Linked DNA regions of Homo sapiens: region 2 is linked to region 1. A link is a contact called in ENCODE Hi-C data. All regions are on one chromosome and are shown on one strand. The core of a region is the stretch at or near the end of the contact, and the rest is flanking DNA. Distances in the headings are between cores, read along the strand shown.

Region 1 (5,823 bases), core at 2,869-5,368:
CTGAGACACTAGCCCGGGATAATAAGTAACCCACATTAGTGAATACTGCTTGCCACTGTTTGAAGTCAGCACTGGAAGACTGCAGGTATTTACTGTATGTGCATCGCTTTCCCCCTGTTTCAACAACAAAAAGCAAGATCAAAAAGGGTTCATGGCCAGCAGTCCTAACTCAACAGACCTGTCAGTCTCTGCAGCACACCCATCCACCCATCCACCATACTTAAAACATCTGCAAAGTCCACAGCATCAGCCCACCCGCCCCCGTCAAAGTCTTACCTGTATCCACTGTCAACAGTTTCCGTGGACCTCACACTCGCCGTGGCCCTCAGAGTTTTGCTGGACAAGCCAACCACGGTTGGCGAAAGTTTGCACTTGAAGTCGGCACAAGTCCACTCCTCTTCTTCATTCAAGGTGGGGAGATAGCCACACACGACCTTTAGGCTCCCGAGTCCCCCATTACTCATGTAAGCTGTGTTTTCTCCCCCACTCCTCACATATTCGAGGTATATATCAGAAGTCAAAAACATCTGGTAGGCATTTTCCTCCATCACCGACTGGATCTCGGTCTGCGCCTGGTCAAACATGATGGAATCAATCTGCTGCTTCTTGATGCCATCTCTTATGTAGGTCTTGGTGGCAGGCTTCAGCTGCTTGGAGACAATGCTGTTGTTCTCAATGTACCTTTTGTAGATCGCTTTGGCTACTCGTAAAGTTTTGGTATCCTTCAGGTTCATCTGCCTGAATCCATTGCAGGCAAACCAGAAGTCTAAGGTATCCACGCATTTCTCCCTCTCCAGGAAAGTTCGGAACAGGTAAGCACCGTCTTGATCGCCCAATAAGGAGTGTAAGGACTTGGTCCACCGGGTCAGAGGGGAATCCGGAGATGCCCGCCCCTCCGGCTCCCCCAACCCATCTTCGTTCCGCCTGGTGTTGGAAGAGACAGGCATGGGTTTGGTGACCTGGCCCTTGCCCACCCCTGGCTGACACGGTGGGGTCTCCCCTTCTTCCCCTGGCACTGGGGGCCGCGGGGCATCCTCACGGAAGCTGCTGCTGGGGTCCGGGAGGCAAGTCACCAACATAGCGCTACTCATGGTGAGGGAGCTCTTCCCACTGAGTCTGGGAATTTTTCTTCTTCCAGTTCCTCTCAGCAATCGGCGTGGTCTCTCTGTCTCTCTCAAGTCAGCAGGGGCTCATCTGAACCTCCTCTCTGGAAAGAAAAGGAAGGGGGGAGGTGGGGAGAGAGAAAAGGGTATTGATCTAATCAAAACCAGATCTACCCAACATCAAAGCAAGAAAGTAAACAGGCTTTTCAACTCCTCAAATTCAAATCAAGCAACCCAGCTATCTGCGAGGTGCTCATCTAAAGTATCAGGCGCTGCTTTTCAAAAGCGAAATCTGAGCTCCCTGCACACTTTTCGGGGTTGGGGGTGGGAGGGAGCTGTTGGGAAAGAGGCGGGGAAGGTGAGAGGAAGGCAAGAGCTGGGGACGGCAGGGGGACACTGGAGGTGTAAGACACAACCTTCCAAAAACCCACTCGGCCAGGGCGCACGCAGGGCAGCTCAGCCCGCGCCTCGCCTTCCCTCCCTTCCCCTCCCCCGATACCATCAACTCCAAAAAGGCGCACTCCCAGCCGCTAGGCTGTGTGCAGGTGAAACCAATTTCGGTATATTTCCCCACTCGGCCCTGCACAGATAACTCGAGCTCCAAACGTGCCCTTCCCCGGCATCTGGTTCCCATTCTCCCCACCCACCCCCTCCCTCTGCGCTCCCTCTTCCCACTCCTTAAAAATTCAGAAGATCCTGGCCCAAGAGAAGCCCGCCCAGCATAGGCGGATTGGGCTCCCGGACTCCCAGATTCAGCACGCAAACACCCCCTCCCCAACTCAGATTTGAGTGTTCGCTACGCGCCCCCTACCCCCACCAAGAATCCAGCTCAGTCAACACCTCTGTCTTCCCTGACCTCCCCCCAAACCAGAAACCAACTCACTCAGGGGAGACTTTCATCTTCAAACTTTGAGAGAGAGCTGAGAAGCCTCGGAACCGTCGCCCCCGTGCCCCCAACCCACCTCCCGGATCCGCGAAACCTACAAAACTGGATCACCAGCCGTCTCACGCCACTACTGCCTGTGCCAAGAATCCCAAACTCTACTGATTTCAAGCCTGTCTTTTTTCCAAAGAAAAAAGTCTTATCTAACCAATAAACAAGCTGCTTTCCCTAGCACGGAAAAGATCAAACTAAGAAGGGTAGGGGCTGAACGGGGTGCAACCCCGGGCGAGAAGCCAGGGACCCCGGATCTGGGATGGGTGCACGCTGAACCCGACCAGAGCCTCGAGCCGCGGGGCTGGGCGGCGCGGCCCACGGAGAAGTGGGGCTGCCGTTGGCACCGCGCTACCCGGGCGGTGGGAGGTGGAGCGGCCCCGTTACCTGGAAGACGAAGGCCGCCGAAGCCAGGCTCTCATGTCCTCCGAGCCCCTCCGGCCCGGTCCCCCGGCCCAAATGCAACTGAACGCCTCCAGAGCCCTGGCGGGCACACCTCGAGGCCGGAACCCCGGGACACGCCAGCAGCGCCCCGAGCCCGGGCGGGGGGTCGGTCCCCGGCGCCGCCGTTTGCAGAGGCGCCCGCAGAAAAAGCACAGAAAGCAGCAGCCTAGTCCAGAAATGGCGACGCGCGGAGTCTCTGCCTCTCCGCAAAAGGGGCCGGGGCGGCCACGGGCGAGGGGCCCGGGCCGGGAGGAGGGACGCGAGGGACACGGGCGCCCCGGACTTGGGCCGGTCCTGCGCGCAGACTGAGCCTCCGCCAGCGCTGTGGGCCCCTTAGCGCGGACCCGCGGCAGGGAGGGGAAAAGGGGAGGGGGAAGAGAAGTAGGAGGAGAGGATGGGGCGGAGGAGAGGCGGGGGGCGGGGGAGGGCAAGCGGGGGGCGCCGCTACCCTTTCATCCCACCTCCCAAAGGCACTCCCGCGCGCACTCACACGCCGACTCACATCCATAACCGCGACAGCGACGCGACCCCCGGGGGGTATCTGCCCCCTCTCCGCCCCCGCCACTGCCGCCACTCGGATAAGTCTCCTCTCTGGGCCCCCCGCCAACCCGGTCACCGCGCTGGGGAGGGGGCTCCGGCGCAGGGCGCGCAAGGCTGCCCGGCCAAGCCCCCCGGAACGCTGGGCGCCGGGTCCGCCGCTCCCCTCCGCGCCGGCCCCTAGCGCGCCCCGAAATAGCCGGCCTGCCAACTTCAAAGGGCCGCCCCGCACATCAAAGCGCGCGGTCCGCCCGGCCGCCTCGGCCTCGGCACTCACCATTGATCCCCGCGCGCGCTCGGCGGCGAGACCTCGCAGGCGCCCCTGGCAGGGGCCCGGCCCCGGCCCCCGGCTCGGCTCGCGGCGGCAGCCCCGGGCCCCCCCGGGCCGGCCGCGGCGTCGGGGAACATGGGGAGTCGTGCGGCGGGGGAGGGGGTGCGGGAAACAACAATCCCGGGTTCAGAGCGAAAGCCACCGGCCGGGGAGGGGGAACGGCGCGCCCCGCCGCCCCTTTTATGCAAAAGATCCGAGCGGGCCTCCGCCCCCGCCCGGCCCGGCTTTCAACGCAGGTCCTGTTTCCAGCAGTCACTCGGCGCACCAAATGTCCTCCGGGCGCTTCCAACAAAAACTGCGCTGTGGATTTAACTGTGCACTTCAAAGGCGCGAGCCGAGCGCACGGTCCTGAAAGGGAGGTACGCGCCGGCCGCGCCCCGGGCCGCCCCCCGCAGCCCCGCCACCGCTCCGCAGGGCCGCCCCGCCCGCGCCCCCCTCCAGGCCCGGCCTCCGCCTGGCCGGGCCCCCTCCCGCCCCCCGCGCCCACGCCGCGGCTCGGCGCGACCTCGCCCCCTGTAAGAGGGGGGCTTTCTTTGAAGCGGCTCCGCTGGGGCCGAGCTTCCACCCCCACCTTTTACAGCAGGGCCTTCGGCGGGCGCCTCGGCCGCCGGGCGGCCCCGAAATCCATCGCTCTGAGGGGTTATTTTTATTTCCCGGCTCTCGGGCTGTTACTGAGTTGCCAGGACCTTATCAAAGCGCAGCCGGCTCCAGCCGACTCCCCCGGGCCAGGCTCGCGGAGCCAGTGATCCCGCCGCGCCAATCACAGCCGCGCTCGGCCGGCCCGCGCCGCCCGCCTTAAAGGGACAGCGCCCCGCGCCCGCCCCGCCCCGCCCCGGCCCGCCCCCGCCGCACGCTCCGCTCCCGCGTTAACCCTTCCCCGGCCTCTCCTCCGCCCCCTGCCAGCCCCCCGCGGCCCCGAGGGCATTCTCAGCCCGAGTTCTGATTTCTTCTTTTAAGTTCTCCGGCCTCTTTGCTCCCGCCTCCTCCCCCTGCCTGCCCTCGCTCTCCCCGGCTCTGGAATGCAACAGTTTCTGGTAGCATTATGGCCATCGCAAGAACTGCAAGCAAGCAGATTTTTTTTTTTCTATCATCAAACGCTTTTCTACCTCTATTCAAGTTTCCCTGGGAATTTGGGCTTGGAGGACTTTATAAAGGGAGTTCCGGCCCTGGGGTTGGCTGGCCCGCTGTCATAGGGCGGACTCGGGCCCAGCCGCTGGAGGCGTGTGCATGCCTGTGCGCGCTTGTGCACGTGCATCTGAGTTCGGGTAAATATAGGACTGCAGTTGGTGGATGAATTGCGTTTGTGCATGTGTGAAAGTGGGGTGTGAATCCGCCAGTATAGGCCTGAGTGCTAACACCAGTTAGGAGGCATACCTCAGTGCCCTGAAGACCTAGGTCCAGCTTCCTAACCTGCTGGCCATAAGACCCTCGTAGCGGCACACATTGGCCATCTCTCCCAAACAACTGCATACCCGTTACTCTTCCAAAGTCCCCTCTTCTGCCATATGTTACATATTAAACCGATAGGAATATCTTTTTTCCCACTCCAAACGACAAGGCATGCATGCCGTTTTAATGTATCGAAAACTCCTCACCCCATTGTCACCTTTGAATTTCTCCCACATTTGCCCAAAAACGTTTATAAGGCACACACAACCTTCTCTTCTCCGTTAAAATGAGAAAATATGTCACAAACCCAGAGCATTGTGTATTTATTCTGCTGCTGCTATAGAATGATTCCTTATGTTATGAGCGAATAATTAACTTTTCTTCCTTTTAAAAAACAAAGGGCCGGGGACGGTGGCTCATGCCTGTAATCCCAGCATTTTGGGAGGCCCATGCTGGAGGATCATCTGAGGTCAGGAGTTCGAGACCAGCCTGCCTAATATGGCGAAACCCCGTCTCTACTAAAAATACAAAAATCAGCCGGGTGTGGTGGCACGTGCCTGTAGTCCCAGCTACTCGGGAGGCTGAGGCAGGAGAATCGCTTGAACCTAGGAGACGGGGGTGGGGGGGTTGCAGTGAGCCAAGATGGCACCACTGCACGCCAGGCTGGGTGACAAAGCGAGACTCCCTCAAAAAAAAAAAAAAAAAACACACACACACACACACATAAAGGTGTGAACCAAAGAGATCCAAGAAGTGAAAGGCAGAGTCCTGGCCTCAGAGCTGTGCAAGGCTCTTACTCTCCAACTTAATGGATGACGAGCCCTTTTAAATGCGAGATGGCCTGTCATTAGGCCTTCAGAACTTTAAAACATGCAAGAATTGTGGCTCTATCTAGGTATCCATAGAAAAAGAGAAGGAAGAGGCTGGGTGTGGTGGCTCACCCGTGTAATCCCAGCACTTCGGGAGGCCAAGGCAGGCGGATCACCTGAGGTCAGGCATTCGAGACCAGCCTGGCCAACATAGTGAAACCCTGTCCCTACTAAAACTACAAATATTAGCCAGGCGTGGTGGGGGGCGCCTGTAGT
Region 2 (5,823 bases), core at 2,535-5,034, 3.0 Mb after region 1:
TGCACCTGTACCCCTGAATCTAAAATAAAAGTTGAATGAATAAGTAAATATGCTATTTTTGATGAAGATATGTTTTAGATTAAGATATTTTTACTTGGAACGCTTTAGTGTTAGATCCAAGTTTGCCACCCTTCTGGTTTCTTGGTTAATATTTTCAATTAATGCTCAAGATAAACACCCCTCCTTAGTTTAAATGAGCATTTGCCAGTGAGAAAAGTAGGAAGACATTTTGGCATTCGGGTGTTTGCTGGAATTAGTTATGTCTGAAACCACAACTTTGGGTCTCCTAGGAAGTATAAGTACTCAGTACCATTGTACACCATAAGTAGGTGGTGATGGACTTTGAAATTGGAAATACGTGGATCTGTGTTTAGCCAATGGAAACTTTAGGTGCAAGAACCACCAAGAAATGGACCACCAAAGTATTCCTTCCTTTCACGTTTTAGCTTTCTTAATTCTATTTCTGCTTATCACTCATGTTTATTTTGCTTTTATGGTTTTTGGTATTGTTTCACAAGCATTGTAACAGCAATTATGCAATTTCTTTTTCGTTTTTTGAGTGGGAAGGTCTTGCTGTGTGGCCAGGGCTGCAGTGCAGTGGTGCGATCATGGCTCACTGCAGCCTTGACCTCCTGGGCTAAAGCAATCCTCCCAGTACATGCGTGGGTCACCACATCTGGCTAATTTTTAAAATTTTTTTGTAGAGACGGCGGTCTCACTGTGTTGCCCAGGCTGGTCTTGAACTCCTGGGCCCAAGGAAGCCTCCAGCCTGGGCCTCCTAGAGTGATGGGATTACAGATGTTAGCCACCAGTTAAACAGGAAAATTTACTTATAATCCCACTACTCTAGAAACATATTTTTAAACTGAGTTTCTCAAGGACACAGTCCAAAGGAAAGGCTAACAGACCTTTGAATCAAGGGCAGAAGGCCTCTGGAGAAGGGAAACCATACAGAAACTACAGTGGAACAAATGTCATTTCTGAAACATAATTTACGAATACCAACAAGTTGGTATTCTCACAGTGGCACAGTGGCACTGAAAGAACATTTGCACCATTTGGAAAGCACTGAGGCTATTTAGTTTTTCAGAACAGCTGTCTCACTGAACTTTCCCCGGGCTCAACTGTCTACTGCCCATTTCCCTTTATGTCTCCTAAAGCCCCAGCATATGAGGATTTGGCACCTAGAACAAGGTTGAGTGTGACTGACACAGGAAATGGCCCGTGGCTGGACTGGCGCCTGCATGCAGCTGAATGGGGACACACAGCCAGGACTCAGCAAGGAAGCAGCTGTCACTCAAAGTGCTCAGCTCAATGTCAGCAGCTTGCTTGTTTCCTTATTCTTAGTGTCTTAACTGCACTTGGAAGGTAACACTAATGGTGGGACATAGTGTCACTCTGACTTAACCTTGTAGTTTGGGTAGCTCTGCAGGAAGAGGGAGAAATGGGAAGTAAATTAACATTCATTTAATATATCCCCCACTGTACTGAACACCATATATATATATGTAGACAGAGAGAGAGAGAGAGAGAGAGAGAGAGAGAGAGAGATCTATCTATTCTGCAATGGAGAGTGATTAAGATCACTGCCTGGGTTTAAGCCATGTTAGCTGTGTGGCCATGGGCAAGTCACTTAACTTCTCCATGTCTCATGTTTTTTTCTGTAACAATAACAATATTACCTATGTTAAGAGTTACTATGAGGATTAAATTAATTATGTGTAAAGCCCTTAGATCAGTGCTTGGAACACAGTAAGTGCTATACGTGTGTTTGCTGTTATACCCTTAGTAGTTAACTTCAACAAAGTCCTGTTCATCCTTTTATGACCGAGGAAACGGACACCCATGGAGATTAAGTCAATTACCGGACATGGCAGAGCCTGAAACCAAACTCAGATTTACCTGACTGCAATATTTTCTTCCCATAACATGACCGGGCCTGCTCAATGCTATCAAATTCCCTCTGCTGCTTGCCAGCGTAGGGTTCAGTTTATCAACCCTTCTTTGTACTGTCAAGAGTGAAATCCTATCTGACTGAGGCTCTTTTATCCCCATTTCTGATCAACCCTGGAGAAGGGCCAATGGTCAACATTTGGGGAGTCAGTGAAAGGAGAAACTTCCCTTTTCCATTCCCCCCTGTAAGCCTGATTGCCCTTTTGATATCGCCTATGTATCCCTATCAGAAGGCAGTGAATAACATAACTAAATAAATCATCTGATGGACAGTACCCTTAGAGCCTGGTGGATTTGGGGGAGCAGTCGGCCTCCGAGGGCAGCGCTGCCCAATAGGAATATAATGGGAGCCATCTGTGTAACTTTAAACTTTTTAATAGCTACACTAAGAATTAAAAAACAAAAGTGAAATTAACTTTAATATTTTACCTAATATATCAAAAATATTATCATTTCAATCTGGAATCAATATAAACACTATTGAGCTACTTTTTTGTATTGTGTTGAGTTCATGATTTACTTTAAACATACAGCCCTTGAAGTATATACAATGTTACTACAACAGCTCCTGGACACTTGCATATGTGTGTATTTTGCTTTTTTGTATTGTGTTGAATCCATTATGAATTTTAAGCACACGGCCCTAGAAATATATACAATGCTACTAAAGCAGCCCCTAGCCAGACACTTGGACATGTTTCCTTGATGGGCCTTCTTTATTGAGTTACAGACTTGATGTGTCTAAAATTGTACCGTCTCCCTTTTCTTCCTCCTTAGACAGATACTCTGATGGAAAAAAAAAATGGCTGAAAGAGTAAAGTCGCTTTTCCTCCGAATTTTCCCCATTAGTGCAGCTTGTCTGGACAGCTGCGATTTCTTGTTGGGTCACAGGGCATTTTTGACAATCTGCACGCTCTGCACTTCTCCCTCTGTGAGGTCAGGAGTGATGGGGGGGCACTTCAGGTTCTAGAAGGACTCAGGCCTCCTCTTGGACCCTGACAAAGTCCTTTCCCGTGCCTGGTTTCCACAGGGACGGTGTTGCCTGCACAGACGACAGCACCCCCGGCGGGGGAGAGCGGCCCCAGCGGAGACTCGGCAGGGCTCAGGTTTCCTGGACCGGATGACTGACCTGAGCCCGGGGCCCGGGCGGCGCTGGCCGGGCACAGGATGCGCGGCCCGGAGAGCGCATCCCGGCCATCCGCCCGCGCTCGGCCCCGCAGCGCAGCTGCTGCAGATCCGCGGGGGCCGCCACCTCCTCCGGGGGCTGGCAGCGACAGGACTCTCCCCGCCCCGGCCCGGGGCCCTCCCTTGCAGGGGCTGCGGGGAGGAGTCGCCCACCTGTCATCTGAGACGCCCCACGTGGGTCGGCCAGGGAGGGGGTGGAAAGGAGGGAGAAAAGGCAGAGGCGTCAAGGGAGGCCGGAGGGAGAGTGGGGTGGACAGAGGAGCGGAGGGACGAGAGGGAAGCGCACGATAGCTGCGCGGAGAGAGAGCGAAGAGCAGGCGGAGGAACAAAGGCGACCCAAGACACCCAGAGAGGGACAGGTAAGGAGGGGCAGGTGAGCAGGAAGGAGGAGAGAACCGGGCTAGGGAGACTGCGGAAAGGAGAAGTGGCGGGCGTGAGGAAACTGCTGTGGATAAGGGACGAGTAAGATGGAAAGAATGGCGGAAGACGAACGACCGCAGAGTGAGGGTCCTTCCAAGAGCGACCAGGGGGGAGGAACTGGGGCTGTTGCGCCCTTAAGGTTGCTAAGGCGACGGTTCTGGCCAGAGCGAGGCGCATTGACGTCAGTAGCCGAACGCTGATTGGCTGCGGCCAGGCCGTTTCCGGTGGAGCTGTCGCCTAGCCGCTATCGCAGAGTGGAGCGGGGCTGGGAGCAAAGCGCTGAGGGAGCTCGGTACGCCGCCGCCTCGCACCCGCAGCCTCGCGCCCGCCGCCGCCCGTCCCCAGGTGAGTGGGGTCGGCCGGGGGCTCAGGCGAGGTGAGCTTCGTCGCTTCGCAGCCGGTTTGCGGGAGCTGGACCGATCCAAGATGGCGTCACGGGGAGCGACCTGCAGGGGGACGGCCGCACCCCCTGCCCCTCCCCGGCCCGGCGGGCGCCTCCCCGCAGGCCTCACGCCCCCGGCTCCGAGTCTGCATCCTCAAGGCCGTCTGGGCGTTGGCTTTGGTGCGGGGCTCCCCAGCCGCCCCGCTCGCGCTCGCTGCCCCCACCCCACGGCTCCTGGGGCCCTGGGCCCTCCGCGGCCCTCCCCGGCCGCCTTCGCCCCCGCGCGCCGCGGCCTCTTCGCTCACCCTCCCCCATTTCCTGAAGGACAACGGCTCTATTTTACTGGGGTCCGCCATCGTCTCGTCCGCCGGTCCTGGCTCTTCTTGTAAGCCGGTAGTTTTCCTCTCCACTTTTGACGACTCGTCATTGCTAGCAGTAGCCTTTCCTCTTCATAGCGGAGTGATCTTTCCCCCAACACGACGGTCTTAGTCGGGCTCCTGAATTTCCTCTTGTCCCCTTTCACCTCTCTCCCTTTCCCAATTTTGCCCCCCTGAGGCCTCCTCGCCACCACTGTGGCCTTCCGACTGGCGTAGCTTGAAGTCTCGGCTTCCCTTCATTTTGTGGTCATGACCGTGGCCTACGTGAAGTGAAGGGCATTTTCCTGCCCTTCTTCTAGAAAATACACGGTACCTATTAACCTCTTCAGCTCAGAGCCTGTGGTGACGACCGTCCTACTCCTTGAGAGATTCCCAAGAGATCCGTCTTTTTAGCAGAGCGAGGAAAGCAAACACTTACTCAAGATGACCCTAGGGGAGCCGTAACTTGGCTGGTCTAAGGGGGTGCGGTCTGAATCAGGAACAGTTTCTCAAAGTGTTTTTATTTATTTCCCAGAATGTAATCCTTTCGAAACAATTTTGTCACAACTGAATTTTCAAAAGAATGAATCTGAGTGTTTTGTTTTACATAGAGACAATGCAGCGAAAGTTTTAAAGCAGTTAAATAATTGTGTGTGGGGAGGGAAGGCTAGGTTGTTGGGCTTTACAAATAAGTACACATAGAGAATCCGGGTAACTCGATTAAAAATATTAAGACTGTGAAGTCTGGTTATTCAGGGATTTACATGGTGACTGCATTAATTTTGGTACATTTCTGTTCGTATACTGTCCTATTACCGGTGGCTATCTTTTTGGTTTTCGTAATACATTAGTTGTTTCAAACAAAAACACAGTTTCACTCCTTAGGCCCAGTTCTCTCATCTCTACCAGCCAAAGACCTGATCTTAGAATGATTGATCATTTGAATGTTCTTAAAATATGACAATGCTTTGAAGCATGAAAGATCTGATTTATGATTGTTCTTGGTGGCCTTTAAGTATTATTTGAAATGCAGACAATTCTACTGAAGTGGATCTTCAGTTCATATGATTGCCTGACCTGGAGAAGTGGCTTGTATAAATCTATCCTAAAGTAAATGCGCGTTTTTGTTTTTGTTTTGCCTGTTTAAAGTAGCAGCATGATTATTTTTCCATGGCTTCTAATTTATGTGCTTGTCTTGGAGCCACGAACTTTCTAATGGTCTGTTAATTAGTCTACTTGTTGTTGACCTTTATGGTGAAAGTTGTCAAAACAAAATGAGTAACAGTGTAGCACTTTAGAATAGCTCTTTACTCTGTTAATTCTTTCTATAAGTTCTTTTAAATTTACAGTTTCATCTCAATAGTTTACAATGCATTATAATTGGAAAAGTCTGATTAGTATTGAATTCAGTTGCTGAGTGGAGGGGACCACACTCTTGTCTTCTACTCTTAAGTGCTTAGTAATTAGGAGTTGGAAGGAAAACAGTATATGACCCTGTTGTTAAATTAGTAAACTTTTAATTCTAGG

The links. A loop is a pair of places that touch in the nucleus more often than their neighbours do. Pooled maps may share reads with other maps.
Region 2: a loop to region 1 is called in a map of CD8-positive, alpha-beta T cell, with 10 times the contacts of the local background. The contact joins the promoter of PRKAR1A here to the promoter of AXIN2 in region 1. A Hi-C loop is called at or near these places in 2 of 168 maps with a recorded cell type or tissue (CD8-positive, alpha-beta T cell and gastrocnemius medialis) and 8 of 50 pooled maps.

The regions. Positions count from the first base shown.
Region 1 is chr17:65,557,530-65,563,352 of GRCh38, forward strand. AXIN2 (axin 2) reads right to left here and starts at 4,119. Exons shown (of 11, transcript NM_004655.4): 1 at 3,921-4,119; 2 at 277-1,207. The coding sequence starts at 1,091. RefSeq lists a silencer at 4,133-4,282.
Region 2 is chr17:68,508,646-68,514,468 of GRCh38, forward strand. It overlaps PRKAR1A (protein kinase cAMP-dependent type I regulatory subunit alpha), which reads left to right and starts at 3,785. Exons shown (of 11, transcript NM_002734.5): 1 at 3,785-3,903. RefSeq lists silencers at 2,966-3,325, 3,746-4,255 and enhancers at 3,259-3,832, 3,586-3,675.